Regions from separate parts of the Mus musculus genome. Here region 1 is linked to region 2. Evidence: chromatin contacts called from ENCODE Hi-C or POLR2A ChIA-PET data. All regions are on one chromosome and are shown on one strand. Each heading gives the region's core, a stretch centred on a gene start or an enhancer-like site at or near the end of the contact. The rest is flanking DNA. Distances are from core to core; before and after follow the strand shown. Region 1 holds the start of Mrpl35 (mitochondrial ribosomal protein L35). Region 2 holds the start of Rpia (ribose 5-phosphate isomerase A).

Region 1 (6,002 bases), core at 3,131-5,630, 1.0 Mb before region 2:
AAGCACCCACATCAAGCACCCACATGAGGTTGCTCAAAACGGCCTGTAACTCCAGCTCCAGAAGTACCCAGTCAGTACCTCGGACCTCCTGTGCACATGGGCACTCCCATGCACATACCCACACATAGACACATACTCATGTATGTAATTTAAAATAATGAAGAAAATAAACTAAGTAAGCCAGTAAGCATCATCCCTTTGTGGTCTCTGCTTTAGTTCGGATCTCCAGATCTCTGTCTTGAGTTCTTGCCCTGCCCTGACTTTCCTCAATGATCTATCATAACATGGATTTATTAAGCCAAATAAATCCTTTCCAAATTGGTTTTGGTCGGTGTTTTATCACAGGAACATCAAGCAAACCAGGACAAGCAAACTAGGTCACAAAACCTATCACTCTTGCAAGGAACCTGAGTTCAGTTTTCTTTTTTATAAATAGAATTTATTTTTTTATTTTATATGCATTGGTGTTTTGTATGCATTTATGTGTATGCAAAGGTGTCAGATCCCCTGGAGTTGGAGTTACAGATAGTCCTGGTCCTCTGGAGGAGCCATCTTTCCAGCCTTCCCTGAGTTCAACTTTCAGAGTCTAGATGCAGTGTCCCCCAACAACTTGAAAGAACAGTTCCAGGGACTCTGATATGCTCTTCTAGCCTCAGAGGGCATCCTCGAATGTGGTATACACATGTATACATGTAAATAATAGTACATATACACCTATATATCTATGCATATTTTAAAGTAAGATGGCTCAGTGAGTAAAGGCACTTGTCACTAAACTTGAATGTTTGATCCTAGAATCCCATACAATGGAAAGAGAAAACCAACTCCTGAAAACTGACCACTAAACTCCACACATGAACCACACACACACATTTGCACATTTTAACATAATAATATATACATGCACACCAAACACACCACACACAAAAACCACAATATGTTTTATGAAAAAACTTAATGCCAGACAAGTTAATCCCTACTCCCTAAAACTCCTAGGGTTTTTTTTTGTTGTTGTTTGTTTGTTTGTTTTAAAATGTGACTAGATTTGGGAGTGATGGCACAAACATATAATCCCAGCATTCAAGAGGCAGAGGCAGGACCAAAAAAAAAAAAAATGAACAACCAAAAATAACAAAATGTTACCAGGATTATACTAACATCATTTGGAAAATTTGTGTCACATAATTTCCCTATTTAAGAAGGTACAGTGACTCCTTTGCCAATCAAACTACCTTTAACTATGCTGGCAGATGGATCCTAATAAGAGCCCTAGCTGTGCAAGATTGAACCACGGGAGAAGCCAAATGTGGGGTATCCACCTGCAAACCCAGAATTCTTGTGGTGAGTGAGATGAGAAGCAGACAAGAGCCTGAAAGTTCTTGGACCAGATAGGCTCAAATATGTAGCACAGCAACAGAAACATCAAGTGACCCTGCATCAACAGAGTAAGGGGAATGGAATCCCAGAATTAGTCCCATGCATGCATATGTGTGTGTGTGTGTGTGTGTGTGTGTGTGTGTATGTATGTATGTATGTATATATACATGTGTGTGTGTGTATCCCTCACACTAAAAAGTTAATCCTCACGCATATCCACACACACAATAATTAGTAGGGGTTTTTGTTGTTTGTTTGTTTGTTTTTGAGACAATTTCTCTGTGTACCTCTGTGTAGTTCTGTATCCTGGAACTCACTCTATAGACCAGGCTAGCCTGGAACTCAGAGATCAGCCTGTCTCTGCCTCCCTAGTGCTGAGATCAAAGATGTATGATGCAGCTGCTACCACTACCAGGCTTAATTAGTAGTTTCAAAAGAGCCTTTATGGACATATCATTGACCTTTTACTATATATGGACTTTACCATATATGGATGATTTTGGACTCCAAATGGCCACCGTAGGTAGGTGGCAGACTGACATGACAACAGTGTTTCAGACTCACTACCCAATTACACAGCCCATGTCTCGGAGAAGCAAGTATAAATGTCTTGAGTGTTTTTAAAATGTGATTGAGGTAACCCGTGGGGAGTCCTGGGACTCATACAGAGGAGCTCATAAACTGAAAATTATTGTTGTAATGGTAAATTATTATTTGCCTTTTTATTCTGGTAATCACATAATTGTACAGAGATTACTTGATTTATTAATATCACAAGAAATTGAATGTAGAAGCAAATTTCATAACTCAGGGATTTTTAGGTTTTTGATGCTTTTCTTGTTTTATTTGTTTTAATAAATAAGGTCTCACTCTTGCCCAGACAGGCCTTTAACTAGAGGCAAGTTGTCCTGCCTCAAGTTATCAAATACTGTGATTACAGGCATGGATCACCATGTATAAATGGGCTCTTTTATGTATTTGTTTTTTATGCTGGACCTTAGATTTCTCACAGTTATTAGTTTTGTTTAACATTAGTGGATTTATGATTGCTATTTTAATCATGTGTGGTAAGCAAAACAACCAGACCCTCAGGATGTCTTCTTTCTTCTAATCTCTTTGGATATGGTACCTTATAAGAAAAAAACATTCTGTGGATATAAGAGTCTGTCAATCCTACTACGAAGGAGGCAGAAGCAAAAAGATCTCTAAGTTCAAGGACAGCCTGGTCTACACAGATTGTCTCAGGCTGGCCAGGGCTACAGAGTGAGAACATGTCAACAAAAACCAAACAAACAAAAGCCAGAAGAAGAATTTTTTGTAGCTCAGTTATTGCAGGCATTCTTAGCATGTAGGAGTCATGAGTTCAATTCCCAGTACTAAATATATAGTATTTTTGAGATGAGAATACCACTTTTTATTATCTGGGTAGGTCAAGTATGATTATAAGATTGAAGGAGGATGGGAGGAATAAGACACTGTCTTTGCAAAATACAAAACTAGGGGCTGGAGAGATGGCTCAGCGGTTAAGAGCACTTGCTGCTCTTCCAGAGGTCCTGAGTTCAATTTCCAGAAACCACATGAGGACTTACAATGACACATGGTGACTCACAACCAGAAGGGGATATGATGCCTTCTTCTAGCCTGTGGATGTTTATGCAGCAAAACAATAAATAAATAAATAAATAAATAAATACAAAAGTGTTCATGAGCCAAGGATTTCAGACATTTTCTAGAAACTGGAAAAAAGCAAGAGAAAGGACTTCTCTTCTAGAGCTTCCAGAAGAATCACAGCCTTAGTATAACTTGATTTTTAGTCCTTGGAATTTATCTTAGATTTCTGGCCTACAAAACTCTGATAGTGAATTTATGGCATTTAAGTCACTGAGTTTGTCATAGTTTTTGTAGCAGCAGTAGGAAAAAGACAACTGAGTTTTTTTTTTTCAAGATTTATTTATTATTATATATAAGTACACTGTAATTGTCTTCAGACAGCCCCAGAAGAGGGCATCAGATTTCATTACAGATGATTGTAAGCAACCATGTGGTTGCTGGGATTTGAACTCAGGACCTTCGGAAGAGCAGTCAGTGCTCTTAAAAGTTGAGCCATCTCTCCAGCCCCCTATTTTTCCCAATTTTAAGTTTTAGTATAACAAATACCAGTAGATATAACCATATAAGTTAAAGCTCTTTGAATTTTCAATAATTTTCTGAGGTCTTCAAGCCTCAACCTGCTATGGAGCTGTTACCCTAGGTGTAGCCACCACTACTAGTTCCTCAATAGAGTGTAAGAGTCCTGAAGCCAAAAATTGAACCGCCACTCTCTAAATGAGATTTGTGGGGTGTTTGTTTTTCTTGTTATTTTGGACTTTTCTCTTCCCTTTTCACCTTAATTTTTGCTTTTTTATTTTCGTTTTAAGTGTCTTTACACAATCCATGCTGGCTCAGCAGCAGAGCCTGTAATCCTTGTTATCATATCTATACTGGCAGTAAGGTCACTTGGAGTACAGGAGTCCCAAGTCACCTTCGGGATCTTGGAAGACCTTGTCTCAAAAATGGGGAAGTTGAGTTGGGGTATAGGGGAGGAGTGTAGCTCTCACTTTTAATCCCAGCAGCGGGTCTCTGTGAGTTCGAGGCCAGCTTAGGTCTATAGAGCTAGTTCCAGGTCAACCAGGGCTACATACATAAATCTAAAACAAAACAAAACAAAACAAAACACACAACAACAAACAAACAAACAAAACCCCCAAAACCTGTCTCAAACAAAACAAAAGCAAACAAACAAAAGTTTAGACAGTACCAACTCCTGCAAGTTTTTCTCTAACCCCCATAAGCACGCAGGGTCGTGCGCGAACCCAAACATAAAGGCAAAATAAGTAATTAAGAAGACGGTGGTTTAGGGCAGAAAGGCAAGGTTCAAAGAGCTCAACCTTGGCCACGCCTGTTCCCTTTAGTTCCGCCTCCTCCACGTTTCTTATCCTTTTGCTTTGTAACTTTGAGTCCACTGCGGCCACCGTAGGCAGGCTGCAAGATGGCGGCTTCCATCTTCACGGGCGCCGTGAGAGCTGCCTCAGGTCAGTGTTCTATTGACAGCTTCACTGAGAAGAGGGTCGGCGCGGGAGGGAGTGGGAATTTAGTTTGGATGTTAACGAGGAAAGAAAAACAAGATGACTTGAGGTCGGAGGTTTGCTGCGCGATACCTTGCACAGTGTAGTGCCCATGACCCGCGTTCACTGGATCCACCCTGCCCTAGGAAGCACACCCGAGACTGAGGTAGAGGAGGTGAGGGTGACACCCAAAAGTCCGCTTTTTTAAAAAATCTGATTTAGAGGTTCAACCACCTCTCTCAACTTTGACCTTGAGAGTCATATAATTTCTCTGAGTATTTTGGTTCTCTAGCGGTAAAATGGGGCTTCCTCCTACCTGTGGGTTAAACAAGTGTGTAAAGCATCGAGTATCTGGTCTCCTTGAGAACCGTGTGTAATTACCAGGAGCCTGGTCAAATTCGTTTTGAAGTACACCCCTCTGATGGTAGCGGGGCGGGCTTTAGGAGTGAAGGCAGAACCAGATAGGAAATTAAAAGTACTCAAGTATGATAGGGGTGATCAGTAAGCGACTTGCACACAACTTATACTGTAGAGATAACATTTGTGGAAAAATAGGCAGAGGACCAAGAGGGAAAAAAGTAACCATATAAAATTTCCAGGTATTAGAGCTTAAAAATGGAACTTTTGTGAGTTATGAAATGTGTATATAAAAAGTTTATATTAGGGGACATACGTGTAACTAACACCAGTTCAAGCCAAGCCCCTTTCCACCCCGTGCATTGCCCCGGTCATTATTCCCATAGCCACTTGAGCAACTATACCTTCATCTCTCAAAAGCATATTTTGTCTAGTTTTGAACTTTACATTAATTTATATACAATATGTCTAGTGTAATGTCTGGTTTTTATTTACTCCAGTGTGTGTGTGTGTGAACCCTTTTGATTTCTGACTGCTGTATCTTCTTTTCTTTTTTAAGATTTAAAAATTTTATTTATGTAAGTACACTGTCGCTCTCTTCAGACACACCTGAAGATCCCATTACAGGTGGTTGTGAGCCACTATGTAGTTGCTGGGAATTGAATTCAGGACCTTTGGAAGAGCAGTTGGTGCTTTTAACTGCTAAGCCATCTCTCTAACCCTCTTCCTACTCTTCTTCCTCCTCCTCTACCACCACTACCACCACCATCACAACCTTTAAATTCTTTTTTTTTTTTTTTTTAATGAGACAAGGCCTCATTATGGAGCCCAGTCTGGTCTTAAACTCTCAGTCCTCCTTAGCTTCCACATGCTGAGATTTTAGGTGCTTGGACTCCCAAACCTGCTTTTCTTCAGCACATCTTTATCTGGTGTTAGCATTGTTTCGATGTTTTCTTCAAGCTTAGGCCTCTTAATCATTTTAGTATATTATCTCATGTAATCCTCTCCATAATTAGCTAATTTAAAGTTGAGGAAATGAGCATAGAGAGGTTAAGGAAGTTGTTCCTGTTCACACCACTCGTTAGTAGGAGCTGAAATGAATACTAGTCTGGCTCAAACCTGTCCCTTACTCACCACACTGCCCCATTTGTTTGGTGAGATCAG
Region 2 (6,076 bases), core at 2,982-5,481:
CCTCCCTCCCTCCCTCCCTCCCTCCCTCCCTCCCTCCCTCCCTCCCTCCCTCCCTCCCTCCCTCCCTCCCTCTCTTCCTCCCTTCCTTCCTTCCTTCCTTCCTTCCTTCCTTCCTTCCTTCCTTCCTTCCTTCCTTCCTTCCTTCCTTCCTTCCTTCCTTCCTTTCAGATCAAGCTGGCCTCGAACTCAAAGATCCATCTGCCTCTGCCTCCCGAGTGCTGGGATTAAAGGAGTGCGCCACCACACCCAGCTGTAGCTGGGGTTTCTAATTCACAGTTTTCTCTCCATGGACGACCTTCTGGGTTCTGGGTTCTCTGGTAGGCATGTAAACTCTGTTGGACATGGTTCACTTTCTAGCTATTCTCAAGGCCACAAAGTTTTGTTTTGTTTTGATTTTTGTTTTTTTGAGACAGGTTTTTTTTTTTTGTTTTTGTTTTTGTTTTTTTTTTTTCTGTGTAGCCTTAGCTGTCCTGGGACCTGCTCTGGAGACCAGGCTAGACTGGAACTCAGAGATCTGCTTGCCTCTGTCTCCCACGTGCTTGGATTAAAGGTATGTGCTGCTACCATCTGGTGGCACAAGAGTTTTACTATTCTTAGTTCTTTCCCATTCTCCCTGTCACAGAGTTAGGGGTCCAGTCTGACCTAGGTCATGGAGCTTTGGCAGACACTGGAGATAAACATGCTTCTTAGATCTATGGTGACAGCAAGGAGACAGGAGAGCCTCCTTGTTCTCTACATCCATTTTAACAAACTTAAAGCACATGAGGACTTAACACACTGTAGAGGCTAGTGAGGGGAGCTATGAAGTAAGACTAAGTTGCAGTAGAGACCCCATTATGCCGAAAATGCCAAGACTGTAGGATGCCGACCAATGAAAGCTATAGGCAATGAGTGGGGCTGCCCCAAGAGAGAAACTGCATGTGCTTTAGGTGGCAGACCTAGAGGGTCAGGGCTACCCCAGGATGTTGGAGTCTGGTGATACCGATAAGAACCCCAGATGCTGGTACAGGGTTTGGTGTTTGCCCTGCTGGGTTTCTGTCTTGGTTTGGTCCGGTTTATTTCCTTGCTGTGTCCCCATTCTTGCACTTTGGGATGGGAATGCTCACTTTGGGCCATTGTATATTGTAATTTATTTATTTATTTATTTTTTTAAGTTTTCTTTTTTTCCCATTTTTATTAGGTATTTAGCTCATTTACATTTCCAATGCTATACCAAAAGTCCCCCATATCCACCCACCCCCACTCCCCTGCCCACCCACTCCCCCTTTTTGGCCCTGGTGTTCCCCTGTACTGGGGCATATAAAGTTTGCAAGTCCAATGGGCCTCTATATTGTAATTTATAACTTGTTCTTTTCCACTACCAGGGATTGATCTACCGTGCTGGTCAAGTGCTCTATCGTCTACGGTGGTTGTAACATAAACTGTCTTGTTTTGCAGGGGCTCCCAGAGAATGCCTTAGTTTTAGAAGAAACTTTGGGCTTTAGAAAAACTACAGAACTGTTAAGATTTTGGGGATTACAACAAAGCAGACTAAGAGAAGGGTACAGGTGAAAGGAAGGACACTTGTAGGGCAGCCTCCGAAAGGGGGAGTGGAGTTCAGTGTCATTGAGATACAAATAGTGTGAAGGTTTAAAAGGTCTACTTTTATCTTTTATGTGTGTGATGCCTAAATGTATGGCTGTGTATCATGTGAGAGGTCAGATGAGGATGTCCGATCCCCTGGACCTGGAGCTATATGTGTTTGCAAGCTGCATGATGTGAGGTGCTGGAAACTCAAGTCTGCCCTCTACAAGAGCACCAAGCGCTTATCTCTCTAGGCCCTGTCTTTTGGTTTTTGAAGCCAGGGTCTTGCTATGTTGCCTAGGCTGACCTGGAACTCTGCTATTTAGGCAGCCTGGCCTGGAACTCCCTCAAATCCACGTACCTCTGCTTCCCATGCCCTACAAACAGTGAAGTTTTGATAACGTGCTTAGTCCTATAGCTAATGGTGCTTACTAAAGGACAGGAATTCTGAATGACTGAAGGCAGAGTGTAGCGTTGAGGCATGGAATGTGTGCTATTCTATCTTGCTTCAGATACACGTTGAGGATCTTTTGTGTGTGAGCAGCAGCCTGATAGCCTGCACAGAGGATGAATGCTAAGCACAAAGTAAGTAAAGAATAAAGGATCGAGGAAAGACCTTCTGAACTAGTGGTGTAATCCTAGCTACATCCTAGCATATGGGCTGAAAGTTCAAGGGATGCCTGGGCTACGGAATGAGGCCAAGGCTGGATGGTCAGCTTAGTGAGACCCTGCTGCCAATGTCAGGGGGGCATGTGGCAGAGACCCAGCTTCACAGTGCTGAGTGACTGCAGGAGTCAGAGTTATTTCCAGAGACGTCTACTCTGGTGGATCCAGGATCCAAGTCATAGTTCAGTTTATTATAAAGGGGTTTTATTTCATATTTAAAGATGGGGTTAATATGAAGGGAGATACTATCTGTTTTGCAGCTTTATGTCAACTTGACACATGCTCGCCATCTGAGTGGAGGGAACCTCAGCTGAGAAAATGACTTCATAAGATCGTCCTGGAGGCAAGCCTGTAGGACATTTTCTTAATTAGTGATTGGTATGAGAGGACCCAGCCCATGGTGGGTGGGGCTCCATCTGTCCTGGTGGTTCTGGGTGTTGCAAGAAAGCAGGCTGAGTAAGCTGTGAGGAGCAGGCCGGTAAACAGCACCTCTGCCTCCAGGTTCCTGACACTGTTTCCCTCAGTGCACTGTGATTCAGGACATATAATCCAAATGAACCCTGCCCTCCCCAAGTTGCTTTTAGTCATGGTGTTTCATCACAGCAACAATAATAATTCTACGATACTACCCTTGTATGGATGTGGTCTCCTCAAGAGGGAGTCTCATGTAAGTGTCCAATCAATAGCGGCACACCTGATTATGGTGGGTCCTGAAGTTACATTTGTAATGGTGGCTGAAGAATTTTCTTCTTCTTTTTTTTTTTTTTTTTGGTAAAGGAGACTATCGAGTGGTTTCTGAGTGCCTTGGGCAGGATTACAGTCTGATAAAGATAAAACTCAGGTTATAAAAGTTGCAAAAAAGCATTGTGACCGGTCTTTATTGTTCCTAAGGGTTCCTGGAACATTCTAGCTCTTGGGGGTTGCTGGCACATGCCTTTTGCAGGCACACACCGTTAACCTCTGCTCTGGGGAAGGAAAGTCAGGCTGATCTCGGTGAGTTCAAGGGCATCTTGGTCTACAGAGTTCCTGGACAGCCATGGTTGCAAAGAGAGATCCTGTCTCAAAACACACAAACAAAACAACAAAAAGGACTTCCAGACCTATTTGGTGATGTAATCCCATATCAGGAAAAATGCTCCAAGTTCCAGGCCAGCCTGGACTGAACTCTACAGTGAGTTCAGGCCACTGGGACTGCTGAATGAGACCAAGAACTTGCAGCAAACTAAAGGCAGAAAAGGGGAAGCCCGATAAGGTACACTGGCCTGTGCGCTCGTGACCGGGCTCCATTTAGACACCCTGCATCCAATACCAAGAGCAGAACAATGTCCAAGGCGGGAGTTACTGATTGAACTTGTAACCTTGGGTTTGTGAAGGTCTAGCACAGACATCAGAAGACCTGGGAGTCCCAAGTGTGTCATCAATGAGTGACTCTAGAGCACTGTAAGAAGATGGCTCTGCCGGTAAAGTACTGACTGACACTACCAAGACGGTCAGATAACGGACTTCTGCAAGTTGTTCTTTGGCCTCCACAAGCACAACCTAAATAATACAATGTAATTAAAAGATTTTTTTTAAAAAAAGGCCGTTGTGTTGGTAGAACCACTTGCCTGAGGATTCGCTTACAACACAGCAACGTTCTCATTTGCTGGGCAAACAAGGTCAGGTTTTTAATAGTGTCTCTCTCTTTTTCTAGAATACGCGTACAGCCGGAAAGGTTCTTGGAGTTCACCTAAAGGTGTAAACACTTGACCCCAAGGTAGGGAGTTATTAGCTTCCTAGACAGCAGTTACCCGGACCTTCCGGACAGAAAGTCTGGAGTCAAGGCGGGCGATTTGCACACTAGGGTCGATCGTATTGTGGGACTTGTAGTCCCGAATGCAGAAGGGCCTAGGAACCACTGTCGCCGTAGGACTACATTTCCCAGCAACACGCATTTAGTAATACGCGCGGGGCAGGTTGCGCAAGCGAGCGGGTTTCCGGAGGAGTTGGGGGTGGGGCGGCCGGAGAGGCTGGAGCGAGGCGGCGGGATGCAGCGCCCCGGGCCCTTCAGCACCCTCTACGGGCGGGTCCTGGCCCCACTGCCCGGGCGGGCCGGGGGCGCGGCCTCGGGCGGGGGCGGGAACAACTGGGGCCTCTCGGGTTCCCACGTGCAGTTGCCGGGGCGTGCACATTCGGAGACCCGCGGCGACAAGGGAGGCTCGAGCGCGGGCGGCCCGGCCCCCTCCACGATGTCCAAGGCCGAGGAGGCTAAGAAGCTGGCGAGCCACACGGCGGTGGAGAACCACGTGAAGGTGGGCAGCTGGTGACGGCGTGATGGCTTCGTGCTGCGCGCCCAGGGCACTGCCAGGGTGCGCCTGACTCCTGAAAGGGCGAGGGTTGCGAGAGAGGGGAGAGGATGAGCCTTGTACCCGAATTCGCGCTGTTCTTCCCAACCCTTGAAAGGCCTTCTAGACCCCGAATGGGTGGGTGTCAACTCTTCCCCCAACTGGAGCCTTTTCTACAAAGATTCCCTGTCCGGCTGGAACTGGGTGCACAGTAGAGCCTGGCTGTGCTCTGTTTTAGAGTCTTGTCAGGCTGTTAATGCGTGCCTCCTAATCAGCCCATTGAAAATGGTGAGCCCCGAGGCTGCTGTTCTTCACTTCTCACTTACCGCGAAGCCAGCGGAGGGCTGTTTTGCAAAGTGTTTTGAAATTTTACTCCAAACAGGCTTTTCAGCTCCTCCCGCTGAGGAGCTAGAGTGCTGTCTTTACAAAGAAGCCATCAGGTTACTGTTGACAGGGCCGGGTGGCCAGACATCTGGAGGTGCTGCTTTTTAGGAGGGGTCCAGATGTTTTGAAGTTAGTAAGGCTGTGTCCACATTTGTTAAGTGGCTGGTGTGGTGCTCTGAGTGGACTCTTAGTGTAGGTGGGTTTGCTATCCCGTATGTAGCAGGTTAATTATCTTAATTGTATTACTTCTGTTGCCCTGTGGTGAAGTTTCCTGGTCTTGTTTTCTATTTCTTAGATCGCGTTATCAGAATCCGTATCTTCGTTAAAGGGAATTCTTTTCACTTGTTAAAGCTATGCTGCCCAAAGTTACTTTGCAAAGACACTGTTCTTAGAGCTTTATCTTCCTGCCTAGGGTGAGGGTGGCCTGAGTGGGCGGGGCCGGGTCTGATAACCTCAGGCTTGCCTGTTCTATAGAAGAACACCATTTTTGTTTCAGGCAGGGCTCTTATGCCCTTCTGTTCTAGGGTAGCTTTTTGCTCATCTAGTTAGCATAGGATTTTATACTTGAATTAAGAGGTGTGAGGTATGAATATGAATTTAAAATGTGTAATTTGGCTCTGTGTTTGGAACACAGTGCCACAGGGGTAAAACTGGGACAGTAAAGAGAGATTTCAAAATGCCTTTGTGAAGTGACTTAATAGATTGATAAATGAAATCCATACCTCAGGAGAGCCCATTATCTTAGTTATCCTGTTAATGTTTAGTGGTACACGTCTCCTTGACCTTTGCCTTATCGTTATGTATTTGACTAAATTAAAATCTGCAAGCCTTCCCCTCATGTTCCAGCCATATTCAAAGGACTTTACTACTTTCAGTTTTCCCTTGGCTTTTTTCTTAAGGAGACTAGGAGACAACGATTTCCTCTTCCTATTTTGAAACTCAGGTTGGCTTTGAAACCCTCCCTTCCCCTCTGACTGGCTGGCTAGCACATCTCAAGGGAGGAACTTGATATGTGGACTGTGCTAGCTTTGAAATCTACCTGCTTCTGTCCGAGTGCCGGGATTAAAGGTGTGTATCACCACTCAGCTTTACCCACTTGATTCTGCCTCCCAAGGGCTGGCATTATAGGTAGGTGGCAC

What was found. Hi-C counts contacts between places; a loop is a spot of excess contacts on that map. ChIA-PET counts read pairs that join two places held with the same protein, here RNA polymerase II (POLR2A).
Region 1: a map of gastrocnemius shows a loop between it and region 2 (6-fold over the local background). The contact joins the promoter of Mrpl35 here to the promoter of Rpia in region 2. A Hi-C loop is called at or near these places in 1 of 37 maps with a recorded cell type or tissue (gastrocnemius). POLR2A ChIA-PET finds 5 or more read pairs at or near these places in 1 of 5 experiments (embryonic stem cell).

Annotation. Positions count from the first base shown.
Region 1 is chr6:71,822,162-71,828,163 of GRCm38, reverse strand. It overlaps Mrpl35 (mitochondrial ribosomal protein L35), which reads left to right and starts at 4,380. Exons shown (of 4, transcript NM_025430.3): 1 at 4,380-4,448. The coding sequence starts at 4,406.
Region 2 is chr6:70,790,330-70,796,405 of GRCm38, reverse strand. Rpia (ribose 5-phosphate isomerase A) reads left to right here and starts at 4,231. Exons shown (of 9, transcript NM_009075.2): 1 at 4,231-4,520. The coding sequence starts at 4,257.